2 separate regions of the Homo sapiens genome follow, and region 2 is linked to region 1. A link is an interaction called in ENCODE POLR2A ChIA-PET data of the cell type or tissue named here. Cell type or tissue: GM12878. All regions are shown on one strand.

Region 1 (2,500 bases):
CACTGGACTCTAGTCTGTGCAACAGAGTGAGACCCCAACTCTAGAAGAAGAAGGAGGAGGAGGAGGGGAGAAGAAGAGAAGGAGGAGGAGGACGAGGAGGAGTATTGGGCACAGAGAGAAAGAGACCATGTGACAGTGGAGGTAGAAATTGGAGTGGTTTTAGCTACAAGCCAGGAAATGCCAACAATTGCCAGGATGCACCAGCTAGGAAGAGGCAAGGAAGGATACCTCCCTGGGGCCTTTAGAGGTATAATGATCCTGCCTACACCTTGATTTTCAACTTGGAGCTTTTGGAATTTTGAGGGGGTAATTTGCGGTACTTTGTTATGGCAGCCCTAGGAAAGCAATTTAGCTTGTATCTGGCCACTTGACTCTTGGCCGAACCTCTTGTTTCTGGGTTTCTACTTCAGTAGTTAGTTTCTTTACCAAGTAATCTGTGAGATAGGGTTTGATAATGTCAGCATTCTTTCATCTCCGATTTCATGCCTGTTTTGTCTTACTTCCTTTATTTGTGTTTATTCTTTCTGTGAATACTCCTCCTGGGTGGTAATGCCTTCCCTCCTGCAGACCAGCTGACAGTTGGTGTGGAGGAATTGATACACCCAAGCACATTTCCAGTGTTGTCCATAGGCTTACCTCCAAACCAGTGTCCTGTTTTCTTTCCTTGAAGCATGAACACTGATGTCCACTTAAGAAGGCTGCCCTGTCTCATGGCCATCCCAGTCACAGGGCCTCCATCACTTCTACTTAGTAATTAGCAGCATTTTGAAATATGACACACCCTGGGAGAAATCATTCCTGGCAGGAGCTCTTGGTGAGCCGTGCTCATCCCATTCAAGGTTGATGAATAGAACATTAAGAATAATTAGCACAAGACTGTCTACTGGAACACTATCTCTTTTACATAGAGCATTATGTGGCACTGTGCAGGAATTTTCTTCAGTAACTATAGGAATCCCAGGTGTTCTCCTTAACCTGGCCTTTTTGGATAAGATATTTTTTCTGCAGCTTTGCCTTCTCACCTCTTCTGGCTTCAACAAGTGGGCTGGGCTGAAGAGCAAGTCCTCTGAAAGGTATTTGCTCAATAGTTGGTGTGCTTATTTTCTTTAGAACTCAGTCCCTGAAGCTTTGGTCATGTGTAAACACTTGCTATGTTAAGAAGGCCTTAATACGTTAACAAGTAACCTAGTAACACCAATTCATTTCTCAAACTCTTTTTTTTTTTTTTTTTTTGTAACAGTGTCTCGCTCTGTCACCCAGGCTGGAGTGCAGTGATGCGATCTTGGCTCACTGCAACGTCTGCCTCCTGGGTTCAAGCAGTTCTCATGCCCCAGTCTTCTGAGTAGCTGGACTACAGGCATGTACCACCAAGCCCAGCTAATTGTTGTATTTTTAGTAGGGATAGGGTTTCACCATGTTGGCTAGGGGTCTCGAACTCCCAATCTCAGGTGATCTGTCTGCTTTGGCCTCCCAAAGTGCTAGAATTACAGGTATGAGCCACTCCACCTAGCTAGTTCATTTTTGTTATTCATTCAGCAGATATTTTTTGGACAGCTACTCTGTGCCAAGGCATTGGGGATAGAGCCTATTTTTATAGTACTAATATTTTAGAAAACACACATAGTTGTTGGGTACCTTTGTAGAGGTGCAGTAAGGATGAATAAAATATCATCTCTGTTGCAAGTTGCTTGCAGTCTAACTGGAGTGAGATGACATCTGTTGTATAAGAAGTTGAATAAGAACAGATTTGAATAACTGGTAAGACAACAGAAATGTATCACTTGATGGTATTTGATAAATATTAATGCGAAGTGTACTGATTGTGGTTATCTTTCACAGATAGGAGAGGTCTCACCTGCTGGGTGACCTTATGTATTTAATGGTCTCAGCTTCCAGTCATAACCCTGACTCTTAGGAATAGGAATATTTCCCCTCCTAACTTCTTTCTCTGCTTATAGACTTGCCCTGTTTCTTCTGTCTATGCCATCTTGCAGATTACTATCACAATTGCTTTCAAAATGCGTAGACCTGACCACGTCACCAACTCTGCTGATACCCATTTGCCTGCAGAAAAAAAATCTGATTCCTTAAATGATTATATAATAAAAAGCAAAGGAAAGGCAGCTGTATATAAAATATTGTAACTTCAAGTGAGCATCTTGCTTCCATTTCCAGTCTGACTTCTGGCATTGCTGTCCACATAATATGTCACAAAGAACTTCTCACCATTCCATGGACATGCCAAGCCATTTCACAACTTCTTTCCTTCATACTTTTTTTTTTTTTTTTTTTTTTTTTTGGTCAGGAATCTTACCTCTGTTCTGTATTCCTGGTTCCCCATGTAAAGTCTGGTGTTCTTTGTCCTCCGATAATATTTTTGTGACCCTTTCTGTTGTAGTAGTTCCCAGGTCTGACCTTCCTCCCCACCCCTATAGGGCAAAGAGCCTCTCTTGTCTTTTCATCAGCTCACAGTTCCTAAGACTGTGCTTGACATTGACAA
Region 2 (2,500 bases), 110 kb after region 1:
TTTCTAGATTGGATCCTCCTGTGCCTGCAGACCCAGCACTGCACCCCCTTTCTGCTCCTCATTTCTACCAAGCACAGGATGTAGGAGTAGAGCAACTTGCAAGCACGCAGCCCTTATAGAGCTAGAGCAAAGGAAGTTCCAGACTAGGAAAATACCAGCCATGGAATTCTCAGAGTTGGCCTTCATTACCCACTTGAAACAGACTGCCCATGCTATGTTAGTTGTGGGGAGGCCTCAGAGGAGCCAAGACACTCTTCCCCTGTAGCTCCCCAAGCAGTGCCCTTTGTCTCCCTTTCATTCTTTTCAAATGCCATTAAGATCCCAGTCCTTTATGAAACCCCAGCCATGACGTTGCTTTCACACGCTCTTCCCACATCGATAGTATTTCTTGTTGTGCTAAGGTTGACGTGCTAAGGCAAAGATGCTCCTTTCTTTGCTGACTTAATGTGTGTCTTACCCTATCTTTTCTGGTAGCTTAATATTTCACAAGCCAGAAGGCTATGTATAAACTGTGCTCTTTGAGCAATTTACATTTATGCATTCAAGGAACAAACTGCTTCATTTCTTTGCTGCTGGCAAATAATAGTTATTTATTTCCAGTTGGTACTTCACAGAGACTGCAGTCTTTGAGGGAAAGCTGTCATTTTACTTCCACCACCACCCCCACCCCGCCCAGCCACCCTTGCACACACAAATATTCATTCACTTGCAAAAGACATATCCCGCCGTGGTCCCCAGATGCACATGGTCCCCACCTTGCCTTTTTTGCTAGTGTCCTGTTGTCTCAGCACTTCTTACATTGAATTACTGAATAGAATTTGCTATGGGGAAAGAGAAACGGGAGTCATGCTTGCTGCCTCCTGCCAGATCGCCTTGGCCTCCTTTTCCTAGAAGGCACAGGTAGTTTCTTGTCTGGATAAGGGTCTCCCTCAGGCCCCAACTAAATGGATTGAGTTATGAGAGATAAATCACTCCCTGAACACATGACCATGGAGCTCACTGCTGCTGCTTGGCTGTCACTTCTCATTGTGGCTCTTGTACATACTCTTATGAACTTGATCACTGCACAGCTCTGCAGGCCTTCTGAAGGGACTCATTGAAGTGTGACACCAAGCTCAGGGCAGCTACGCAAAAGAAGAGATGCAAAAAAATTCATACCTTATTGGAGGGCTGTGGTTTTATTTTTGCTAATGTGAGTTATGGTAAACTGAAAGGCAGTGTGGCAGTTGTGTGAGAGAGTCCTTTTATGCAGCCATTTGTACCTTTTTACCAAGGTTTCTATACCCATGAAGTTTCTTGGTAGTGAACTTTTGCTAGAGAGTTGGAGGCACAGGCATATCCAGGTTTATTGCACTTCTTTTTATTGTGCTTCAGATATTGCATTTTTTTTATAGATAGGAGGATTGTGACAACCTGTGTTAAGCAAGTATGTCAGTGCCATTTCTCCAGCAGCATGTGTCTATCACATTTGGTAATTTTCACATTTCAAACTTTATTATTATTATATCTGTTATGGTGATCTGTGACCAGTGATGTTTGATGTTATTATTTCAATTGTTTCGGGTCGCCATGAACCACAGTCATATAAGATGGTAAACTTAATTGATAAATGTTGTATGTGTTCTGACTGCTCCACCCATTGAATGATAAGAAAACCAAACAAAGCTTGGTGCAGTGGTGCATGCCTGTACTCCCAGCTACTCAGCAGGCTGAGCCCAGGAGTTGCAGATCAGCCTGGGCAACATAATGAGACCCTGTCTCAAAATAGAAAAGAAATTGAAGCAGCCTTATTGCTTATATGGAAAAATTTTAGTGGTCTGGATAGAAGATCAAACCAGTCACAATATTTCCTTAAGCCAAAGTCTAATCCAGAGAAAGACCTCTGGATTTGACTCTCCTCAATTCTGTGAACACTGAGAGGTAAAGAAGCTGCAGAAGAAAAATTTGAAGCTGTTAGAGGTTGGTTCATGAGGTTTAAGGAGAGAAGCCATCTTCATAACATAAAAGTACAGGGTGAAGCAGCAAGTGCTGATGTAGAAGCTGCAACAAGTTATTCAGAAGATCCAGCTAAGATCACTGGTGAAGGTGGCTACACCAAACACCAGATTTTCAGTGTAGATGAAACAGCCTTCTACTGGAAGAAGATGCCATTCCAGGATTTTGGTAGCTAGAGAGAAGTCAGTGCCTGCCTTCTGAGTTTCAAAAGACAGGTTGACTCTGTTGTTAAGACCTTATGCAGCTGGTGACTTTAAGTTAAAGCCATTGCTCATTGACCATTCCAAAAAACCTAAGGCTCTTAAGAATGATGCTAAATCTACTCTGCCTGTGCTCTGTAAAAGGAACAGCAAAGCCTGTATGACGGCACATCTGGTGACAGCCTGGTTTATGGAATATTTTAAGCCCTTTGTTGAGACCTACTGCTCAGAAAAAAAAAGATTTTTTTGCAAAATATTACTGCTCATTCACAGTTCTGCAGCTAGCTGGTCACCCAAGAGCTCTG

Evidence for each region. ChIA-PET counts read pairs that join two places held together with the same protein. Peaks named below come from ENCODE experiments on the same cell type or tissue, not always from the same donor. Only the 100,000 strongest peaks of a DNase experiment are listed, where the experiment ranks them.
Region 2: POLR2A ChIA-PET joins it to region 1 with 6 read pairs; 3 of 35 experiments call an interaction of 5 or more read pairs at or near these places.

What each region holds. Positions count from the first base shown.
Region 1 is chr7:127,815,449-127,817,948 of GRCh38, forward strand. The region is part of intron 11 of SND1 (staphylococcal nuclease and tudor domain containing 1); the gene reads left to right. Among named protein-coding and RNA genes, the nearest start is that of SND1, 160 kb to the left of the region's middle. In GM12878, no CTCF peak of the experiment used is centred here; no DNase peak of the experiment used is centred here.
Region 2 is chr7:127,929,471-127,931,970 of GRCh38, forward strand. The region is part of intron 15 of SND1 (staphylococcal nuclease and tudor domain containing 1); the gene reads left to right. Among named protein-coding and RNA genes, the nearest start is that of SND1-IT1, 67 kb to the right of the region's middle. RefSeq lists an enhancer at 752-841. In GM12878, no CTCF peak of the experiment used is centred here; a DNase peak (open chromatin) is centred at 1,091; H3K4me3 peaks cover 435 bases; H3K27ac peaks cover 1,163 bases.